Linked DNA regions of Mus musculus: regions 1 and 3 are each linked to region 2. The links are chromatin loops, found by intact Hi-C in ENCODE. Cell type or tissue: left cerebral cortex. All regions are shown on one strand.

What was found. A loop is a pair of places that touch in the nucleus more often than their neighbours do. Peaks named below come from ENCODE experiments on the same cell type or tissue, not always from the same donor. Only the 100,000 strongest peaks of a DNase experiment are listed, where the experiment ranks them.
Region 1: a loop joins it to region 2, with 2.1 times the contacts of the local background. A loop is called at or near these places in 2 of 42 quality-filtered maps.
Region 3: a loop joins it to region 2, with 1.9 times the contacts of the local background. A loop is called at or near these places in 2 of 42 quality-filtered maps.

Annotation. Positions count from the first base shown.
Region 1 is chr12:46,631,646-46,639,645 of GRCm38, forward strand. No RefSeq gene overlaps it. Among named protein-coding and RNA genes, the nearest start is that of Nova1, 180 kb to the right of the region's middle. In left cerebral cortex, a CTCF peak has its summit at 3,542 (motif pointing right); DNase peaks (open chromatin) are centred at 2,027, 3,526, 3,954 and 5,960.
Region 2 is chr12:47,157,909-47,165,908 of GRCm38, forward strand. No RefSeq gene overlaps it. Among named protein-coding and RNA genes, the nearest start is that of Nova1, 340 kb to the left of the region's middle. In left cerebral cortex, no CTCF peak of the experiment used is centred here; DNase peaks (open chromatin) are centred at 345, 3,393, 4,842, 5,280 and 2 more places; H3K4me3 peaks cover 1,015 bases; H3K27ac peaks cover 2,030 bases.
Region 3 is chr12:46,641,838-46,649,837 of GRCm38, forward strand. No RefSeq gene overlaps it. Among named protein-coding and RNA genes, the nearest start is that of Nova1, 170 kb to the right of the region's middle. In left cerebral cortex, no CTCF peak of the experiment used is centred here; DNase peaks (open chromatin) are centred at 4,474, 4,660, 6,800 and 7,070.

The DNA of each region.
Region 1 (8,000 bases), 530 kb before region 2:
GGAAGTTTCAAAAAGCCCAGCAGAGACTTTGTTCTCTGGTTAAGTCTCACAAAGATAAGTTTGAACAAGCATAGCAAGCTTAGAAAGGCAAAATATAAAATATATGATTCCAGTATTAAAGGTATACCAGGAAATGAAATGGAGCAAAATCCTGTGTTCTAGGAAATAACAGATTAAGGGAGTGGGACCTTGGGTCAAGACCCTACCCAGCTGAATTTAGAATCAGGCATGGTGGTACACACCTTTAATCCCATGAGACAGGCATGCTGATCTCTGCATTCAAGGTCAATCTACAGAGCAAGAACCAGAATAGCCAAGCTTAGACAGTGAAGGATTTAGAAAACATAAAGCCAGTGTTAATGTAATAGTACAAGGGAATCATGTTCTAGTTCCTGTAAATAGCAGAACTCAGCTGCTTCAGCCATGTGGCTCTGGCTTTAGAGTTAAGAATGGAAGGAACTACTGGGAAAATTGATGCTGGTTAGCTGGAGCTAAGGAATTAGCAGTGATTAAGAAGAGACCAACATCACTGAGGTGAAATCTTCTGGAAATTGTTTTTCTGGGAGCACAAAGAAGCTGTGTTCCAGAGATACCCAAGGTTGTACCTCATGCTGCAGCTGGTCTTGGTAATGTGTAAGAGTCACTCAGGTGGTACTGCTTGTGAAGGAATGAAGGGATCATGGAGGGAAGCTGAGGCTCAGCACTGTGGGAGGCCAGGGAAGGCCATTGGAGAAGGTAAAGCCTCAGCTGTAGTTGATGGCCCAGGACTGAAGGTGTCATGCAAAGGATTTGAGGCTTGGCACCCTGAAGAGAGCCTATGAAAGGCTATTGGTGAAACCTAGTTGGAGTGGAACACCCCAGTGTATTAGAGATGTCAGAACCAAGGGATGATCACCAAGAACAGCAGCTGTAATGGCATGGATCAAACTGAGCTTAGAGTGCTACAGAAGGCAGAGATGGAGAAGTGATGCCAGCCCTTAGGAGGAATCCAAAAGACCAAGTGGAATCCCAGACACTGAAACAATAAGCTGTAACACTGAAATTGCCTTGGAGACTCAAAGATGATAAAGATGCCAGAGCCATGGGATACATGCTGAGGAAAGCTGCTAACAGGGAGTGGAACCAGTCCAGAAGAAAGCAGTTTGTTGCAGTCAACAAAGATGAAAAAAGAGTGGAGATCTGAAGACCCGCTTTGACATCAGCCATGGAGATGCAGAGTTTGGAATTTGCCCAGCTGGTTTCCTGCCTTGCTTTGGGGATTACAGTTAATTAAGTTGGATGAATCTCAGAAGAGACCTTGAACTTTGGACTTTTAACATTGTTGCGACTGCTATAGACTATGAGGACTTTGAAAGTTGGACTAAATGCATTTTGTATTATGCTATGTTTACGTACGGCCCCCATAGACTCATGTTTTTGAACACGTCTATGGGGACCAGGGAGTAGAATGTGATGGTTTGTATATCCTTGGGCCAGGGAGTGGCACCATCTGAAGGTGTGGCCTTGTTGGGATAGGTGTGACCTGGTTGGAATGGGTGTGTCACTGTGGGTGTGGGTATAAGACCCTCACCCTAGTTGCCTGGAAGTCAGTCTTCCACTAGCAGCCTTTGGTTGAAGACATAGAACTCTCAGCTCCTCCTGCGCCATGCCTGCCTGGATACTGCCATGCTCCTACCTTGATGATAATGGACTGAATCTCTGAACCTGTAGGCCAGCCCCAATTAAATGTTGCTTTTTATAAGACTTGCCTTGGTCATGGTGTCTGTTCACAGCAGTAAAACCCTAACTAAGACATCACCTGTAAACAATTCATAGTATTGAATGGAAGTAGATTAAAGAGTAGTTACAAGAGTCTTTTCTATCTTAGTAGGAGGCTTGAGAATATGACCAGATTATCAGGCAGCTCTGAGAAAAGATAGTCCTTAGAAAACAGAAAAGATAAGCTGGGGAAATTTCTCATCTTTCAGAGTGAGATGCATTCCTTGGTGACAGAGACGGAGTTAGTGTCCAGCTGGGAACAGTCAGAAGTTGGCACATAGCCCCTCTGCTTTCCCAGCGGTACTCTGTTTGCTTAGACTCAGATGGCTAGGTTGTCATCAGTAGGTATTTAATAGAAAAGCTTTACAGAAGGAGAAAGCAATCACAAGTCAGAATGAGAACCTTGGTGATATCTCTGCCCAGAGGGCCAGGGTGCCTCTAATTTTGAAACACAACCAAAAACAACAAAAAGGTGTTTTTATTCCAATAGTGTTCCTGAGAATCGGGCCCTTCCTGTCACGCAAGGTCACATTGGAAGCCTCAGAATCTCTCAGGTGGCTGCAGAAGTAAGGGCAAGATATGTGTTTAAAAAAAAAAACAAAAGAAAGAAATATAACTCAAGGATGGATAGTTCTAACTGAGGGAAAGAGTTCTTGTAGCATAACAATAAACGGTGGAATCAGAAAAAAAGAAGAGGTTGACATCAGTGAATATATTTTGAAGGATAGTGGTCGCTAAGAGTTGGATGAAAAAACCTGGCCAAAAGGAACGTTGCCCAGGGTGGAGTAGGATCAGCTATTTGCAGGAGAATGCCCTGCAAAGAAGTAGAATAGATGTTTTGTTTTTGTTTTTGTTTTTTGTTTTTTTTGTTTTTTTCTGAAAATGCTCAATGCAGAGTGAAAGGGCCCTAAACAGGAAGAGACAACGTCAACCCTGTATAAAATCAGAATCCTGTCAAGTAGAAAGCAGCCAACTCCTACTTAAGCCTGGGCCACCAGGACCATCTCAGCTACTGTTTTTCCTGGTGTCCTGGAGAGAGAAGCAGGGGTTCCAACTCTTGCAGAAGGCTGCATTTGCACAGAGCCACACAAAGGGCCTGCTTACATCTCCACGAATGTGATCTGCTTTACAGACTTATTTTCTGGGCCCTGTTCGAGGAATTTTCCTTGTACAAAGTTCAGGGCTGTAGAACATGCACTTGTTTATTTATTATTTAATGAAATCATAAAAACATGCTCATGGGAGTGGCGGTGTGAAACTAAAGAAGGCTTAACAAGCAATTTATTTTCTCTACCTTTCCCTTCCCAATCAAAGGAGCTCACTCTCTAGGAGAATTGGTGGCAATAGGGTTTCTCAGGATGCAAATCCAGACAGGAACACTTGAAACAAGGAGAGCAGTAATTAGGAACGTGGGTTTCAACCACCTGGTGGATGAGAAGTGGCAGCCAGGAGCCTGTTCCTAAGCAAGTCTGTTGGCCTTCTCACCAGGAATTTCAGTCTCTTAGAAGACACAAAAAAGAACTAAGAGATTTGAGTAACATTCTAACCAGCCTGTAAAGTAGGCATCCTTGAGACTGTGATTCCCTGGTAAGACTGCATAAAGAGGGAGGGAGGCAGAAGTAAGGGGAAGGTCTGAGGACAGAAGATGAATTTTTATTTCTGCTCCATTCAACTCAAGTACCACAACTAGAAGACTTCCCCTCCCCCACTTGACAAATCCTCAGCTGAACTGAACTAGGACTGTATGGTAGGATATTGCAACCAGTGGATACTGAGGACCACTAGGTGGCATTTGTGATTTATTGCTTTCCAGGCAGAAGCTTAAAAAAAAAAAAAAAGAACCTCTGCTGCTTCTTTGCTTAGACTGAACAAGACATTTAACATTCCAACGCATTTCATTCAAGAACTGCACAGTGGATTCTCTTTATCATGCTGTAAGGGAGTGAGCACAAGTGACAGGCTTGGAAAGTTGGATTTCAGATCATCTGCATTCTTTCTAGAGTCCTCTCTGACCCCACACCAGGCGTGTACATAAGTAATTACTTGTCTACAATTAAGCTGTAAATAATGCAATCACTCCATTCTTGTCCCATCACTCCAGACCCAACCACAACAAATAATGCTAATCACATACTTATTCAAGTGTGTAATTATTCACAGTTCAACTTCTGTCGCTTTCACCCTGTTTGGAAACAGCAGAACACAACCTGTAATTAGCAAATGTGGCCCCAGGCACTTTTGCTTGGTAGCACGCCAGGGATTCAGCACCTAGGCGTGCCTTTGATCTGGAAGCTGGCAAGCCGCCTCACCCTGAGGCCAGAGAGCTATCAGCACTCTGCAAGTCATGGAGATCAATGAACATGTCAAAAGCATCTACCCCAAATCACATATTACTTGCTTTTCTCGCTGTGGTTTCTGTCTTTAGTATATATTTCATAGACTTTCCATTCTTTTTGAACCTTTTGACTTCAGTTTAAAAGGTTACCAAAAAGGTCTCCAAACCCTTGTGTTTTCAACTCAGGTTAAAAATGACAGTCCCCAAAGTCCTGCTTGAAGGAACTTGATCATTCTTAATTTCGCAGTTTTCTTGAAGACTGGCATAATGGGAGTGACCTTTGCTGCCTCACCTAATCTTCTAGGAAATAAGAAACAGAAGACGTTTGCTGCTACCGTGCAGGCTTCTCCCTGAACATTCAGATAAACCACGCAAGGTATGAGAGTCTCCTTGCAAGGACAAGCAGATGAGAGATGTTTCAGAGGAAATCTATCAGGTGGGACTATAGCAACAACACTGCTACACAGGTCCTTCTCAAACAGGAGCACCAACTCGAATCCAGCTATTTAAAAACAAAGCAAAGCAAAACAAACAAGCAAACACCAGGACTCGATGACCATCTTTCTTGCTTTCTTTTTTCTCATAGTGATCAACTGCTTGAGATTTGGTATAGTGCTTTGTATTCAAATACATTGAGCCCCAGGAAACAACAAAAAGGCATGATGCCATAGGACATACAGACATAACTGAGTTTATTGCTAAAATAAGACTTCATTTTCACTTTATATGTGTGTTTGCTCACATGTATTTATGTGTGCCAGGTGCATAGCTGTTGCGCAACGAGGTCAGAAGGGTATGTTGGATCCCTGGGAACATGAGTTGCAGATGGTTGTAACATCTGCCATGTGGGAAATGAACCCTGGTCCTCAACAATAGCAATAAGTGCTCTTAACCACTGAGCCATCTTGCCAGCCCCATCATGGATTGGTTCTATTCTCATGCTGTGTTAAACACGTTACTCGATAACTTGAAGGAAGGCTATTCTATTTCTGTTAAGACCTCCAGTGGCAATCATCTAATGAAAACAACTTTGCATATCTAGGTTCGATTAATACCGTCTCTTGGCATATCCAGTTAAGGCGGCAAGTCCTCACTTCAATCAAATATGGGGTACTTTTCCCAGTGGAAAGGTAAACAAAACTGCAATCCAGCTTTTTACATGTAAACACCAGTCAGACTTTTGTTCCTGGCAAAACAAAATCAGTTTGTAAAATAGCATTTTGAATTCTAAAAAAGAGGACTAGATATACAACTATATATGAGACTAGAGTGTCCTCAGTGCAGAGGGCTGCCAAGGCAGGGTGATGTGTGAGCCATATCAGGATGTGGCCTGGCCAAGTAACTTAACCAAATGAGCCAAATTAACCCTGGAAACCCATGCAGTGACAGATGTGATGGCCAGATTGCTATGATGTTTCTATTTCATTATTTTTTTTTAAGATGAAATTCTACAATAGCTTCTGTGGGACAAAGTAGAATAAGACTGAGCAGCTATCTGGTAATTAATACAGACTGACAAGCAATCTGGGGGACTTTTTATAAAACAAACCAAAACAAAGATTCCTGGTTCCTCCAGCACCAGTAAGCTCCACCATCTGATAAGTTCTTTTGTGGCACAAAAGAATTTCCTATTTTAAGACTACAGATAAAAGCCTATTTGTTTACTGCGTTCAGCATAATGCTTTGATTTTTAAAGCTTCATTTAGTCTACAAAACTCTCCCTGTCGTTTTTCAAACTCAGTTTCAAAAAATTGCATTATATAGTCCACTAACAAAATTATCAGAAAGTCTGCCCGCATTTGTGACTCAGAAGATTGGTGCAAAGATGAGTCACATACAGTGTCCCAAACTGCTTCCCAAAAGGACAGAAAAACATTTAAAATGAATCTCTCTCTCTCTCTCTCTCTCTCTCTCTCTCTCTCTCTCTCTCTCACTCTTTCTCTCTCTCTCTCTCTCGATTTCAGGGAATAAAATACATTAGTCAGGAAACTGCCATCTCTTAGCTGGTTTCTAACTGGTCTCCCCAAGAACCCTAACCTCTGGGTGCATTCATCCCAGACAGCAGTGACAGTGATTTTAAAACACAAGTCTGATCACCATATAGTCTGATTTCAAAGTTTCCAGAGTCTTCCTATTGCATTTAGAATAAGCACACCTTCTGTAACCTCCAGACTACCATCTAATCCTATTTCAGCCCAAGTTTTCACTGAACATGATTGCGTGTTGTGCTTTCTGGCCAGTGTCAATAGCTTTGAACTGTCCAATTGTGTGTGTCCAATCATGCAACCTTGTGCCTTCCAGTTGGAACATTCTTCATCTGGCTTTGCCAGTAGCCTCAGCTTACAGGGCAGATTCTTTGTGACCACCCTGTATCTTTCAGGGGTGGGGTAGGATTCTGTCTTTAGTCTCAGGCATCTGATGAATTCTTTTGTGGCAAAAAAAAAAAAAAGTAGTGGTTTAAATAAGAATAGCCAACATGGACTCATATATTTGAATATTTAGTCACCAGGGAGTGGAACTCTTTGATAGGATTAGAAAGATTAGGAGGTGTCACCTTGTTGGAGAAACTGTGTCACTGGGGGTGGGCTTTGACATTTTCTTTTTTTTTTTTTTTTTTTACTTTTTTTTTTTTTTTTCATTTTTTTTTATTAGGTATTTAGCTCATTTACATTTCCAATGCTATACCAAAAGTCCCCCTTACCCACCCACCCCCACTCCCCTACCCACCCACTCCCCCCCTTTGGCCCTGGCGTTCCCCTGTACCGGGGCACACAAAGTCTGCGTGTCCAATGGGCCTCTCTTTCCAGTGATGGCCGACTAGGCCATCTTTTGATACATATGCAGCTAGAGTCAAGAGCTCAGGGGTACTGGTTAGTTCATAATGTTGTTCCACCTATAGGGTTGAAGTTCCCTTTAGCTCCTTGGGTACTTTCTCTAGCTCCTCCATTGGGAGCCCTGTGATCCATCCATTAGCTGACTGTGAGCATCCACTTCTGTGTTTGCTAGGCCCCGGCATAGTCTCACAAGAGACAGCTACATCTGGGTCCTTTCAGTAAAATCTTGCTAGTGTATGCAATGGTGTCAGCATTTGGAAGCTGATTATGGGGTGGATCCCGGGCTTTGACATTTTCAAAAGCCTACACAGGGCTTTTCTTTTTCTGTCTTGGGCACTGGATCCAGATGTAGGTCTCAGCTACTGCACCATTGCCTGGCATGCTAACATGTTCCTGCCATGAAGATAATGTAATAAACCTCTGTAGCTGTAAGCAAGGTCCCAATTAATTGTTTTCTTTTTGTAGCAGTGGTCTTGGTCATGGCATCCCTTCCCAAAAATAGAAGTGTGTCTAAGACACATAGCCATTTATAATGAGTGTGTCGGTCCTTACTAGACCAAAATTGGAGCAGCCTATAGTTACAATGCACCTGCAGACCCAGAGCAGAAATTCATTCTCAAATAAGTTATTATAATTTAGAAATTCTGAGTATTGAAATCTGAAGAGTGTAAATTGCCATTTTTGAGGTTTGTGGAGTTTTGACAGCTTTTTCTAAATTTCTTCTTTTTTTTTTAATTTTTAATTATTTTTTATTTTTCAAAGTTGGGTAGCCCTGGTTGTCCTGGAACTTCTTATGTAGACCAAGCTGGCCTTGAACTCATAGAAATGCTGGGACCAAAGTATGCCCTACAATTGCCCAGCTTGTTTTTTCTAAACTTTAATTAATTTGCGTGTGTGTGTGTGTGTGTGTGTGTGTGTGTGTGTGTGAACTTCAAGCAAGTAAAAGTAGTGGGTGACACTCTTCTCCATGTATTTTATCTTAGAAAGATTTCAAACATACATCCTCCAAACTGGGCAGTTACTATTTATTCAGGCTTATTTCTTTACATACTTATCTATACTATATCTTTGCT
Region 2 (8,000 bases):
TTCATGGTTTGTTTTAAACTAAACAGTAGAAAGTACATACTGAGGGAAAACTGGCATTATATACTGCCTGTAATTAAAAATGGAAAGGAAATCAGACCAAGTTTTTATTTAGAAGTTACATTGAAGCAGGAGCCAGAATTATGTCTGAACCTCCAAAATACGATTTTTGTGTGAAGAAGAATCTTTGTATGATAAACAGTTTCTCCCAAATTTCTTCTTAGAAGAATTAAAGTAGGAAAACAAATCTTATGAGCTAAATGTGGCAGAAGCTATTTTGGTTCATGGAAAATACATTTGTCACCCCCTTTTTTTGCAGTCAGTCCCACCCATTTCAAGGCTGACTCAATAGGTGGAGCAGGTGTTATAGTCCCAGTGAGCTCATGGGGTTGGGGAGCTCCTTGTCTTGCCTGTCACCCTCTAGCTCTGACTCTTCAGCCCATGGGGGTTGGGCACTCGCTATTCTGTGCAAAATGCAATCCCATTGTATATGAACTAAAGACAGTCATTTTGAGTTGAGCTACTTTGCGTTAATTGTGATTACAAGTTAAGTACATTGGGGTACACAGTAAATGGTACTTCTTAGGAGACTTTATGTCAGTCAAAGAAAATCTCTTAAAATTTATGCTCTTTCATAATTGCTGAACACGTTTCCTGCTTATTAAGCTCCACAGCACTTAAATCTAGGTGTTATTTTGTTCAGTGTTGGATCAAATATTAAATTCATTTATTTGTTATTTACTGTGTAATGCTTTAAATTTAGAGCACTGTTTCTCAACCTGTGGCCTGCGACTCCTTTGGCAGCTGACAGCACTTTCATGGGGGTCACCTAAGACCACTGAAAACACCAATATTCAAATTATAACTCAGAGCAGATGTAGCAAAATTACAGTTATGAAGTAGCAACAAAAATAATTTTATGGTTCGGATCGCCACATCATGAAGAACAGTATTTCAGGTTTGCAGCATTAGAAACAGGGAGAACCCACTGCTTTAGTGATCTTTGTGGGGAGGTTTTTTTTTTTCCTTTGAAGTTTTTTTCTGTTTGTTTCCAAAACAGAAAATTCGGAGTGTGAAATTCATTAATTCTTATTCTACAGGTGAATGCATTCTTTATCCCATTAGAATATATATATAATCTTTGAAATGTTTTGGATATGGGGGAATAATCTGCATTATCAAGTTGATGAGAATTTGGTGTTACCTAGGAAACCCACCTTTGGACATGTCTTTGAGACTGTTTCCAGAGAGGTTTAGCTAAGGAAGGAAGATTTTTCTCTGTATATGGGTAGCATTGTCTCATCGGCTAGATTTTCAGACTATTAAAAAAAGGGGAAATGGAGGAAGCCTGCTAAACACCAGCAGTCGTAGCTCTCAGCTTCCTCACTGCACATGAACTAGCTGGTCATCTGCCTCCTGCTGTGATGGGCTTTTTTTTATTACTACTAATATGGTGAGTCAGAATTAACCCCTCCTTCTCCAAGTTGCCGCTCTCAGGTTGTCAGTACTTACTTTGTCCCATAAGATTGTTAGCTATTGCAGTTGGTTGAACATAATCATGAGAGTTCATTGTTAAATTCAAAGAACAAAACAAAATCATATCTCTGTGTGAGTACGAATATTTTCTTGTTTCTTAGTGAGCCTAATGTTAGTCAATGAATTTAGCCTAAATTTTCTTAGTCAAACAGTGAGTTTACCTTCCTTATAGAGACAGCATGCTATAGCTGAGAAAATGTAGACTCCAAAGACCCCCTTCATTCTTAAGAAATCCCAGTTGTTAAATGTTCACTTTAGTAAAAACTGAACATTAGAATGTCATAAAAACATAAGATACTAATATTTAATCTGTTATGAAAGATTAAAAAACCTGAGCAGAAATGAATTCAAGAATTAATAAGACTATACCTTTTAAATACCTTGCATAAACTTATCTATGCCAGAGTTAAAAATATCTGCTTCTTTTCATAGTTTGTTAAAGTTTGTTTGATATACTTAATCACCTGTAGCTAATTCTCTAAAGTGGGAATAGAAAACTAGTTGTTTTTTTTATAAATAAATCTCTTTCAGATGATGTGTGTGGCTAGAGACACAGAGATACTGACTGAATCTGCCTCATTTTGCAAAGGATTTTCATAGGATTAATATGCAATTGCAAATGGATTCCATTTTAATGCAAAGTTATATAGTTTATAATACATAATTATTCAAATGAGTCTTTTCCAGATTACCCCCTTTTCTACTATTGCTATAACATCCATCTCTGAAGGAAATCAGGGAAGGGACTCAAATCCAGAACCTGAAAACAGGACCTGACATAGAGGCTATTGAGAAGTGCTGCATACTGGTTTGCTCCTCTTGGTTGCTCATTTTACTTTTTTTTATATAGTTTCCAGGACCACCTGGCATAGGATAGAATTTTCCACAAACAGGCTAGGCCCTCCCATATCAATCATTAATCAATAAACAGTCAAGTGACCCTATGCCAAATTGTCCCTAGGTCAATTTGGCATAGATATGTTCTCAGTTGAGGTTCACTCTTTCCAAATGACTCTAGCTTGTACTACATATGAAAAATAAACAATCAGCCCCGCAATACCAAAACATAACCAGTAGCATTTTTAGTGTTAAGGTAGCTTATTAAACCAAATTTTAATCAATTTAGCAACTCTATTGGTATTTATTCAAGTATAGCAGTGTTTAGTGTTGTAATACAATCAAAACACTGCTTTTCAAAAGATGTTAAATGAAGGGTTCTTTTAAATATATTTGTTTTTAGATGACAACAGATTTTGTTTGCTCCCACCACAATGTTGTATAACAACTGTTCCTATCTCTTCCTTCAATATATTATAAACTGATTTTATTTAATAGATTTATGGAATAAATGTGGTGTTGTGGTTCTATGCTGTGCTAAACTGAGTGTTTCAAGCTGTTCATTTGACAACTTTTGGCTCCAATTTCATCTACTTCACATGTTTCACTTGCTCATAAGTTACATTCTTAAAGCTTAAGGGAAGAATGCCAAGAAAGCCAAAATCCATTAATATATTTACATTTTTCTCGTTTTAGATTTCTGATAATGTTCCATCCATCAAAACCAAATTATGTGGTCAATGCAGTTATCAAAGAGGTGAGGAAATATACATTTCACACTGTCCTCAGAGACCATGCCAAGTCAAACATAGATGTATGGAGATAAGAAACATAAAGAAATAAGAGAAGTTATCCTATCTAGTCCAGTATCCCTCACTGTTCGTCCTCAGAAAATACTTAAATCATATTTTCTTATAGTCAGGAGAACCCATGTGTGTAAGGGATACCAGAGTACAAAGTGAGCAGTAACCAAGGCAAACCCAGTTCTTGGTGCTCACCTCATTTCCTAGGCCATTCATGAACATAGGTATATCCTGAGGATAGAATAATGCAGTTGAGCTATGCAGTCCGGGTGCTCTGGAGTTTAATTTCCAATGGTGACTCTAAAAATACACGCTCTTGTTGGCCAAGAAGACATTAAGGATAACATTAAGGATAAATATACTTTGAGAAGGCCTAGTGGAACACCTGAATTTAGCAGACTGAGGCAAGAAGATTAAGAGTGATGAGGAGTGTTAGGCCAGCCTGTGTATACAGTTCATTCAGGTTCGTACTGGTACTGGACTACATAGTAAAGTCTTGTTTCAAAGAAGCCAAAACCTAAGAAGACAAGCTTTCATGCTGTTAATTATATTTCATTATAGTTTGCCCATTACTAATGACTCTGCTTCTAAATATTTAGCATAAATATTCACGTGTCTAAAGTAATTTTATTCAAGACTCAAAAAAGCTTCCTGTAGAAAAGGCTATCTTCAACAATCCAATGAGGAAGCAGAGCTAAGTGTGTCTCTAGACCTAGAAGAGGTGTTACTTATAATGGGACGATAGATATTAGGAGGAGCCTGGGAATATTTGGAGGTACATTGATATATCGATGAGAAATGGGTGAAGACAATTTGGGAATCTATGTGAAGTTTACTTTTAGTACAGTTACTAAGTTTTATGACAAAATAAAACATAATACAACAAAATTTGCAATTGTATGAAAGGATATGGATCTAATACCCAAACATTCTTGTCCCCCTACCAAATATAACCAGCAAGTGGCTTTATTCATAAATCTCAAGTAATTTTCTTCAGATATAGCCTTACATAGGAACTGTATATTATAATTCTGGATGCGAGGATAAATACTGATTTCTGCACTTTAAAGAATTAGGTCCTAGGGCTACACCTCTTCCATCTACTACTGTCTAACGAATGCCAGATGGTGCCTTGACAATGTCTGAGGTGATGCTGTGTGACAGACCCTATTGCGAAGATCAGAATGTATGCTTCAAAGGTTTTATGACTTACAGAAAATGCCAAATTTCTAACAAAAATCATTATTCTCACTATAAACTATAAAAAAAATGTTAAAATATTCAAGCTCACTTTGATTTATTTCTGTTTTGGAATGCAATCTGGAATTTGGAGATTTATATTTTCTGTAGCACACTAATGCATGGTAGCAGGTAAGGTTATATAATTTTCATAAGTGGAGGGGCATGTGTATTTATTCTGAATGTAACCCTTCTCATTTACTTGTCTGTAAGTACCTTGGGTTAGACCATTTTTCTCTTCAAGAGCTGAATTTTTTTTCATGAAATTTTACCCTTCACTACTAGGGGCCTGAGTGTCTGGTTTTCTCTGGCTGACAAAACCACAGAGTGTAGGAGAAGCGACATTGTAAGGTCTCTTGTATCCCTAGTGACCAGATGGCTTTAAATTTTTGAAACAGCTCAGTGTGGGGGCTGTTTGGAATCAAGGGCAGATTTGAAACCATATGGGACTGTTTTAGTCCAGAAGAGTTACATTGTATAAAGACAAATGGCTAAAATAAACTCACACTTGGGCAGAGGTAATTTCTCAGCATTTGAAAGGCTGGGGTTTGGGCTTCTTGTTATAATTATGTGAATTCCCTCCCTTTCAGCCCCGCCCCCTCACTCCCTGTGACCCTCTATCTTGCTATTTTTGAATGGAGACTTCTTCATAATGTTGCTGCTTACTGTCTGCAGTGCAGGGACTTGGTGTGAGCTCGGCTGCGAGGAGCAGCAGAGGCTGACCGGGAAAGGGTCAGTCTCCCCATTTGTTTGTTTATTTTAGGGAACCAGCGCCTCACACCAGCCACACTCTAAATCATACCCTTGTTGTAGCAGACATCATAATAGACAGACTGTGCATTTAAAACGAGCAGAATGGATTGTCACTCAGAAAGCCCCAGCAGAACTGTTTGTTTTACTTTCACCTTTAATCACAAGTAGAATTATTCTTTATTCACAAATAGTGAATCTGAGCCTTTAGCTGCGCATTTAGTGGAACATCCACCCAGTAAGCTTTGCTTATGTTGCAGACAGCTACCCTGAGGAGTGATTTGAATTTAAATGTGATTCTCTTATTAGTTTCTGCTAACTGCAAATATCCCAGGCACTTAATTAAGTGGCTGAGTAATGTGTGAATGCTCACTTCTGCCTGTCATGCAGAACAAAGTGATGTATTTATATTCCATGCACAATATGAAATTTAATGGCACAGGCAACAGTAATTTAGAAAACCTTTGTTTTTACTGTCCTTGTTTTTGCTTAAACAATTTCTGTGCTCTGTCATACTTTGGTCAAGACAGTGTCATAAGACTTGGTCCAAATGTTAGCGGCTGGCAGATGACAGGTTTTTAATAAGTCAGAAGCTCTTCTGCGCATCTAATGACTTGAAACACTAGTGGGTTTTCATTAGCAGTATTGTTTTGGCTTTTGTATCGTATTCTCACTTTTAATTTAATAGATCAGAAAATCAAAATAGCTAGTTAACTTCTGAAACAGAATTAAAAGGTAGACTCTGCTACGGTTTAAAAAAAACATATTGGGTTGGGAGGTAAACTAAAAATTCAGCAAGTGTTGTTTTCTGACATAAAATTGTAGAGAATGATGGTATCTGTAAGTTTGTTTGTCAATATTTTAGAATCCTTTTAGTCATATTAAATGTGTTCACAGGTAAGTATGGACAATTGTGTTGTCTTTGCTTTTAGGATAGATCTAGAAGCCCCAGGACCAGCTTGTCATTGCCTCTATTTTTCCTTGTCTCTCTTACACTTGCAAATTTCTAAATTAAATGTGTTTGCTAAGCTCCTTTACACAGAGATGCGCATGTGTTGGTCATTTGGACAGATGCTGTGTTAGTCAGACGGTACCATTGTCGTGCAAAACAGGACCTCAGGTCCCCTCAGTTCTAGCCCCTTAGCTCTATGAGTGCGGCTTGGAAGATACTTAATTAGAGCCTAGACTCTTTCTGTTCTGGAAACCGTAGCCTCAATTAAATGCCTCTCTTTATTTAGACCATTTCATTTATTTCCTAATGGAGTTAGGTGGGTGGCGAACTGGGTCAGAGTTGCAACATATTACTTCCTGGCAGAAAAATGTGTTTTGTATCGTGAATTCTGGGCCACAAGAATGCTGCTACTTTCATCTGCTTCTGTGGGGAATTGTCTGTAAATTATGTATTCCTCCTCACACGGAGCCACACAATCCCTTTCTTGTCAGCTTCATCCTCATTCAATCCAGTCCCACCCAAACCAACACAGATGACGTCAGGCTGTTGGAAGAACATTGCTCCGCAGTTCCTGTCAGAGGAGCCGCTGCTCTGCAAACTCTTGGCAGCGCTAGACCTTGGTGCTTCAGCAATCATAAACTCCTGCGCCGTGTAAAACCGTTTCTGCACTCTGCAAGGTTCACAGTGCTATCTGAAAATATTTCAGTTTTATTTATTTATTTTTTTTACTTGTCTCCTATCGCATCCCGTATTCCACCTAGGTACGCTGACAAGTCACTGTGCAAAAGAGAGAAAACACGGAAACCCTAAGAAGAATTGCAGAGCCTCTCTGATCCTCTCGCTTCTGTGCACCTTCATTTGATATGTTTATTCTTTCTGAGTCTGAATCAAGTCTTCTGTTTAAACCCCTTTGGCCATTGTGACCTTACCATATGCCCCTAACTGGAGGGAAGCCCAGGTTGGCTGGCTACAGCCAGAGACCACATATGCTGGTTGGGGCAGGGGAGGGACAGAGTGCAGCGGCTGATGCTACGCCTTTAGCCAGAATCCCTTTGTGCAAAGGTCCTCAGTTGGACTGCTTCAGTGATTTAGACTGCTTTCGAGCTCCAGCTAGGAGTAGACTACAGCTAATGATGCTAACTTAGCTTTACCCACAGGTAGGAGATCCGCTGTGGATACCTGGTTCATCTCAGCAAAGGAGTACTGTACTTTTTGTGTTCTTTCAGTTATTCCCTTTGTGTTCAGCTCATGGCCAGTGACAGCCTCCCTTTCAGTAGTAGTGAGGCTTCAGGCTTCTAGGCATTAGGATTACAAGGCTCTCTTCAGGGTGGGCCATTTTGTTTCTCTGTGACTTGAGAACACTGCCTGAGGTGAACACTGGATGATGCTTGTCAGTTCAAATATAATTTTGCTTTCTTGATAGATTGTCCATTTACTTGAAACTGAAGAGTAGAGAAAACACACATTCCTCCTCTCTCTCCTTCTTGAAACAAACTGAATACCTTTTCCTTAAACATTCAAGCATGTTGTGACAGTAGGATATCAGGGTAGGAAAGATGCTTGAATGATCAATCCATATGTCTGATTGGTGTTTCTATCCTAGCCAGACCTCTTTGTGTCATTTAGTTGGGGTTTTAAAAACTCTCAAAAAACGAACAAAGGACTCATGTCCTCCAAATTCATCTTTGCATAAATAGGCTATCAGCACCTGGACATATGCTGCTTCCACCATTACCACCCCTTTTATGGTTTGGACTTTGGGGGAAATGCGTAAGATATTTCATCACATTTTTGATCCACCATGAGGTCTAGCTATAGCTTCCCATGTCACCCTATCCACTTATAATCTAATATTGATTTGTAATACATTTTTCCTTTGGCCAGAT
Region 3 (8,000 bases), 520 kb before region 2:
ACAAGATAGTTGAATACAAAGCTGGTAGCAAGCCTATAAGAAACATTTCTTTGTGGCTTTGGCTTCAAGGTTTTGCCTTAAGTTCTTTTGGGGGGAGTTCCCTTAATGATTTACTGTAAATGTGAAATAAAATAAACCCTTTCCCCGCAAATGACTTTTGATCAGAGCTATTTATCACAGGGGGAGAAAGCTAACTAGAACATAAAGTGGTACCAGGGAAGTGCCACATTGCTGTGGCATGCCTGACTATGCTCTTTGGGGGAGGATTATGAAAGGAGTGTACAGCTTTGGCCTGGAAAAGTCATTGAGTTCTTAGACTTGAATAACTGATTTTGCCAACTTGTAAGATAATACTAGACAAATAAGGACAACAGCGAAGGCCTGGCTTGTGAAGTTTCAAAGGGAAACAAAGATTCTTTCAGGGCTTTTCATGTGATATTTTAGATTTAAAAATCTATGGAGTTGAAACCTTTAATTTGCTGGGACAATGGATGTTGATTAGCTAGGGCTAAAATATAAAATGTGATCGATAAGAGATCAGAATTTCCTCATAGTCAGTACAGAGACATGGTAGTCTGGGTCAGAGGAGAGTGATGAGGAAAGACATCTCAAGTTGGCAACTAAACTTAGCATTACTAATGTGTAAGAGTCTTCCATGTAGTTCTGGTAAGAAAGGTATAAACTATGCAAGACTGAGGGGGTCCTGGAGAGCTGCTAAGCCCTGACACTATATAACAGGGCTGAGGCAAGACCAGGAGCAGCTATTGCTGATGGTATAGCTTCAGTTATAGTATAGACTCAGGACTGTAGGAGAACCACCAAATTCAACAGATGAAGAGCAGAGCTTTTCTGGCAGAAGTAATGAAGTGGAACGGGCAGAGACCATTGAAGCCCAGAAGATCATGGGTAACAGAGTTGGAACACTGAGATTTTTATTCTGTAGGATTTAGGGTTTACTCTAATCTGATTATAACCGTGCTCTTTTCTCTCTCTCGGGATAAAAAAAGTATATGACTTTGTTTTGATTTTTCAAATACCCAAACTTAAGAAACTTTGATGTTTTAAGAGACACTGACCTGTTAAAGCGTTAGAATATTTAAAGACTGCCCGGGATTTAAAGTTGTACTCCTTTTAATAATATCATTTTAACATGAGCTCTTGGGACAAATCGGAGGGGGAAGATTGTGATTCAAAGTGTTATGTTTGCCTGTCCAAGATGACAAGGATTAAGTGCCATGGTGAACTGTCTACTTGACAGAAACCTAGTGACACCTAGGAAGAGGGAACTACAATTTAGGAATTGCCTCCATCAGATTAGTCTGTGAAGCATTTTCTTGATTGTTGATTAATGTTGGGGGATGGGGGAGGGCACTTCATTGTGGGTAGTACTACATGGGGCCTGGACTATATAAGAAAGGTAGCTAGATGAGGGTAAGCCTGGAGACAAGCTAGGAAACATTATACCCCAGTGGTTTCTAGCTTCAAGCTCCTGCCTTGAGGTTGTATATATCACAGCTGGTCTTGAACTTTGTAAGTAGTGGAGGACATTGATTTTCTGATTCTCCTACCTCCAACTTCTGAGGCATGCACCACCATACCCAGTTCATCTAATCCAGTCCTTCATGTATGCTAGGCAGTCACTCTATCAACCAAGCTCCATCTCCATCCTGCTTTCATATTCGTAGGATATATTTTTGTAAACAGTATTAAATTGTTTATAAACAATATTGTACACTGTTATTATAACCAAATTTATTGTCTTTTTATTGTAGCTATTTTTTTATGATCCCAGTTAATAAAGATAGTCTTCCACAGTCTGTTTGAAAAGGTAGTATCTTTAGACATACTCCATTTTGAGTTAATTTTTTGTGTATGGTATAGGGAGAAATCAAGTTTCTCTTCTTTTCTTTCCTTTTCTTTTCTTTCCTTTTCTTTTCTTTTCTTTTCTTTTCTTTTCTTTTCTTTCCTTTCCTTTCCTTTCCTTTCCTTTCCTTTTCTTTTCTTTTCTTTTCTTTTCTTTTTTTCTTCTTTTTGTGGTTTGTTTTGATGTGAGGTATCCATCAGAGAAAACTACTTGGACACAGATTCAAGCCAACAGAAAGTTTTTATTAGTTGTCCAGTGACTAGACTTGGTTTTGGTGACCCAAGTGCAGGTCTCAAGCCTATCTCAGGATGATCTTTTAAGCACAAACTCCATATCCTGAGATGATACATCCTTAGTGAGCAAGAACAATTAGCCAAAGCACAATTACAGAAGCCAAAAAACAAGGTTAGTACATTTAGGGACATTTTCAACTCTATGGATTTGATGGATTCAGTCTTTGTTTTTGTTTTGGCAAGTGTTGCTGCCTATGTGCTGAGTTGCAGGGTCTGAAAAGTATTTCCATCACACGTTAGTTGTGCTAAGGTCTGGGGGACTGTTAACAGTTTTGTTTTGCTGAAAATATTTTCCTTACCAAATGCTTTAGTTTTTTTTTTTCTCTTTTCCAGAAAACAAATGCTGTCCAATTGTGAGTTGATTTCTTTTGTATCTGCATCATTGATTTTTATGTTAATTCTAATGTTGCTACTATTCTTGGTTATTACTGTAACATTATGATAAATCTGAAAAATCAGAATATCTAAATCTGGCCCAGTGAAATGACTCAGTGGGTAAGTGTACCTGCTTCCTGAGAGTTTAAATTTTGTCTCCTGGACCTGTATGGAAAAGGAAAGAGCAACTCCCACATGTTGTCTTCTTGGTATGTATGTACACATCATACGTCACACACATGTACGTTCATACACATAAAATAGTATAAATATGTGTTTGTAAATGCAGGCCAATATATATATGTGTACTAATTCATAAAAAGACCTCCAAACTTTGTTCTTTATATTACAAATTTCTGTGATCATTTGAGATTGTTGGCATTTCCATATCTACTTTAAAAATGGCTTGCTGGTTTCTAAAGAGCCACTACATGATTGGTTGACATTACAATGAATTAGGGATAGCACTTTTATTTTTTAATGCAGTTGTATGACTTCTAAAGGGCAACCCCAGCCAGCCTTTTTTTCTACTTTGGAATGTCCTTTCAGTTCTCCATAGAAGGTTATTTGAATCAAGTTTTTAAAGTGTGTGTTCTTCTGTTACAAATGGGCAGCCCATGTTTTAAGTACATTTAAGAGTTAATCTTAACTATTGTACAGACAAAAGCCAAACCCCTTGAGTGTGAGATGATTTATTATTATTATTATTATTATTATTACAAGTTACATATAAGATACCCAAGGCCCAAGGAGTTAAATAATTTCTTCAAGGTCAGGTAGCTAGGAAAAAAAATGAATTTAGATGCCTCTCACTCAGTAGTTCAAATGTCCCAGGAAACTGAATTTTATTATCCTTTATTGCCCATTATTCTATTAATGTGGGGTTTTGTATGAGCTGGTATCTAAAAGCTGAAGGACAGGTAGATGAAAGAAGGTCGTTTTGCAGTGGTGAAAAAAGTGCAGACCTTGAAAGAGGGTTGATGGCTTTGTCTTGAGGTACTATTCAATGCATGTACCTGATACATGGGAACCGGAAGTGACTGAGACCACGTGGAGGCTGAGGGAAAAATGCATGATTCCCTGTTGGGTGAGGCACAGGCCTGTCTATGGGCTAAGCCTCTATAAACAACGTGCCTAAGTTTTTTCCCTCTTGAGTAATTCACATGTGATACATTGGCAATAGCTGCAGGTTCTGACACACACACCCCCAACCCCCCAGATGCGCTCAGGGCAGCAGAGAGAACACAGAGATTCACAAATGAGCTTTCTTTGTAGAGTACTGTCTGCTTTGAAATTTTTTCATTAAATCTTTTTCACAAATAAATTGCCCAGTGTCCATGGGGAATATTTCCATCTTTTAATCGTATGCAGTTGGAATTGACTCTATGATTTTGAAATGCTTGGCCTGGCTGGTATGGAGGGCACTGGCAAGGGGGAGGGGACAGACCTTCAGAAGCCCAGCCCTTGAAATCTATTTTGAATGTAAGTAACAGAAGGAAGCCCCAAAGGGAGCAAGTAGACTGAGCTCATATTTTGTGCTTTATTAGCACCCGCTGGGACTGAATTCTAAAATGGAGAAAGTTAATTATGCTGCTTACCTATTGAGTTAGTATTGGTTCCCGAAGTGAAATCTTGGGGTCCAACCTTCCTCTCCTAGGCTGCAGAGTCATTCTAGATTGGTGGTTTAAATAAAATGTCAAGTATCAGATTGCCATGGAAACATTATTACAAAGTGGGTCTAGTCTCACTTCCTGCTGTAGAATTACAATGATGTGAATTAGCATGGTCTGGGGACACCTTCTAAAATGACTGGAGCTGCATCCCTGCAAAATAAGTGAGTCATGCATGCACAAAACGAGAAACAGTGTGACAAGCTCCTATTTGCTCCTGTCTCTATGCACACAGCTATGAGTTGGACAAACTCCAATTTCTTTGAAAAGGCAGGAGCAGGTGATGCCGACAGACAGACATTCGCGTGGAATGGTCCTCCCTCCTTGTGAACCAGCCAGGGAGAATTGTTTGTAATCCAGAGAGGAAGAATGTCAAGGCCAGTGCTGGTCACCAAGAGGTAAAGCCCTGGAAGGTGCAGCACACACTTTGGGTCCCGCTCCAGGACCTCTTCATGGAACACATGTTCCAACTGCCTTCTCTAGCCTGATTAGCAGAGCACTGCTGATTATGTTATGCAAATGATGGGAGATGGATTTCACATTTCCCCAAGCCAGGCTTTGCACAGCTTTGCATTTATTATCCCCCTTTAAAACTACAGAGTCCTTAGAGGAAGGGAATGGCTCATTTTTATTTGTTTGCCAGTAGAGTTGGCACAGACCTGTCAGGCAATCATCTTGGGCTGTGATCTGCAAAGTTGCCCTTTGTTGTTCTATCCCCCAACCCCTGATTGTTTACAAGACATACAGAGACATCTACACACCTCAAAACAAGTTATTTCCCGATCCTGCAAAATTTGTCAGCCTGTGTGATAAAAATGCTACATCCTTGGCTGACAAGCTATCAGATCAAACTAGCCTAGAGTTCAGTCCCCAACATCTTGTCCTCATAGTCAGCTCAGAATGGGAGATACTTAGCAGGTCCTGGCTCTCGATTGTACAATCTACCACCTGCCCCTAGGCACTTATGGTACGGCTTTCCACTTACTGGTGTTTATCTGCCACAAACAAAACAGCAACAGTTCCCCTTCTTTGGAAATAGAAGGGTTGAACTTGTGTTTGTTGTATTACCAATAAGATCTGGACATTAAAGTTGGCTCTCTCAGTTTTACATACAAGTCTTATGGATGTATCCACATTTCAAATGATTCTGAACATGATGGGGAAATACTTCTTGCTATCCCTACTACAGCTATGAAAGTCAAGGAAGAGTACAGCTAGGACCTCTTTCTAATGCCCTCATCTCCCTTTTCTTTTAGCTTTTACTCAAAGGAGGAGCTACTATGAATTGCATAAAATGATTGACCAGCAATTAATGAGGCAGACAGCAGGGGGCATAGCCAATTCCTCCAGAAGAATTTGTATGATCACTTTCCTGGTTTACAAGATGAAGCCTAGAGATGTCATGAGGGAAATGGCTGCTCGTGAAAACTAGGAAAGAGATATACCCTTGATAAATGGCAACAAAATTCTACAGCTCTAGGAAGGATGAGAGATTTATAAACCAGATTTGCAAATAGCCCATTGCAATGTATCTTTTATGAATCATGACTTCTAGTCATGTTTTATCATATATACAAATAATGTATATACACACACATCATATATGCATATTTGTGTTCAATTTAACAATCATTTCTGATCTGATCATTGCAGCATACTTGGATTGTACTGAGATAACTGAATATATGGAAATGTAAAACATTAGGCTTTTAAGTTGATTCAAATTGATCGCAAGTAAGAATAGCAGCTAACATTTACTGACCCCCCCTTGTGGGCCAGGATTATTTCAGTCCTTTTTCTCTGCTAGAGCAATGCTAGTAATCAGAAGCCGCCTCCATTTTTCAGATAGGAAAATGAAGGCAGAATAAATGACCCATTGCTCTACAATGTAATGCCATCAGGACTAACAAAAAGTCTTCAGGCTCAAAACAAGAGCTACACTCAGTAGGGAGTCTTGTAAGTTCCAGCAGCAGTTAGCCAATGCTGAGTGCTCACATAAGAGACTTATTGTTTCACAAACCTAAAAACTCAAAAATTGGCTTCTCTAGGAACTTGTTGTGATGTTTGAATGATAGGCCCAGGTATTTTTCCAATTCTTCTAGTCTTATATTTTATAAAGTGAGCTTATTCGTAGGTTCCTTATTGTGACAAAGCAGATTTTCCTTCCTTCTCTGGATACTTCTCTACTGAAAAACTATGAGCTGAGAATGAGCATGCTCACTAACTTATTTTTATTAGTTGAGCTAGAGGATACGTTTTGCAGATTTTCTTTGCAAAAACACATATCAAGTAAATAACTATCCCCTTTAATATAATAAGGCTTATGTGTCCCTCTACACTATATATATTAGAAAGATGGTCCCTGGTGTGCTGGTAAGGTGGTGTGGTGGTGATAAAGCCTTTAAAAAAGGAAATGAGACCTCCTAGGATGTCTTTCTGCCCTTGGGCAAGTTACCTTCCGAAGTGGTGAAGGTAGCTCTCATGGCATCACTGAGCTCGCATGAAATCAAGGTATTTTAAGACACCCTGAATCATTCCCTGGCTTGCTGTGTGTCAATGTTGTCTATTGCTCAAAAGAGGAGAAAGTAGGAGAAATGAGGCAATTAATGGCTGGTGAGAGAAAAGTGGTCTTTTCTAGAACATGCTACCTTGGTATGTTTTTTGACTTCAAGTGGTCAGCCCTACACACTTAACGCATATGCGCAACCTTAGTGACTCAGCAGATACTCTGTGTATGTGTGTATGTGTAGCACAGTTAACTAAGGAAGAAAATATATATTTGAGAAGAAGTGTGGGGATCATGAGAGAAGCTAGAGAGCTACGAGGGAGGGATAGGAATGATGTAAATATAGTACTCATAAATTAAAATTTCAAAAATGTAGGATGTTATACATACACACAAGAAAAAGCAATGGAGGAAAATGCTCAATTTCAGCATCAATTACCAGCCTCCACACTGATGTGCACACAGAGACACACACCCTAAAACAGTTGGCAACGAAAGCAGAAAAGGGAGAAAAAATAGACTAATGCTTACAATTCAAATTAACAAGAGCATGTGATAGGTTAGGGGTTATATAATAGAATTTAGATTGTATGTAGTCTTCTTCCTTCTGTCCTAATCTATGGTCCACGGCAATTCCTCATAGAATTTGAGGCTTTGCCTAGAGAAATGAGAGAATGGCAGAAACTGAGACACTGTCTTGGCACTATGCAAGAAGAAGGAACGGTCAATTGATAACAAGATTATTAGCTGGGACTCTGCCAAGACATTAACATATGAACATTAGAAGGGCAAAGTGAGATGACAAACTGTTGTGTTGACCTTGTAAAGTACAGCTTTACTATAAAGAAGCAGTTTTAGACACTAGTGGTTTCAATTGAGAGTTTTCCCAGCTGTGATTGAGAAATGTCACCCCATCAGACATTATGCAGAATGGCTCTGAAGTAAGGAGCAGAAGATCAGCTACAGCTTTGCTTGGGCCTGAGATGTGCCATTTCTTGCTATGGGGCTTCCTGTTTCCTGTGCCCCCTCAGCTAGCCACTCGTTGTAAGGTAATACGAAGAGCCCTGAACAGTGCTTTTGTATCACTGGACATGTCCCTAGCAACACAGTGCTCAGGAATAGCCAGGTCACACTTGTGCTTTATGGCTGGCTATGTAAACCTATCTTCCCTCTCCTTATGCATTTTATTTTTAATTAATTAATTAATTAATTAGATTTTTCGAGACAGGGTTTCTCTGTGTAGCCCTGGCTGTCCTGGAACTCACTCTGTAGATCAGGCTGGCCTCAAACTC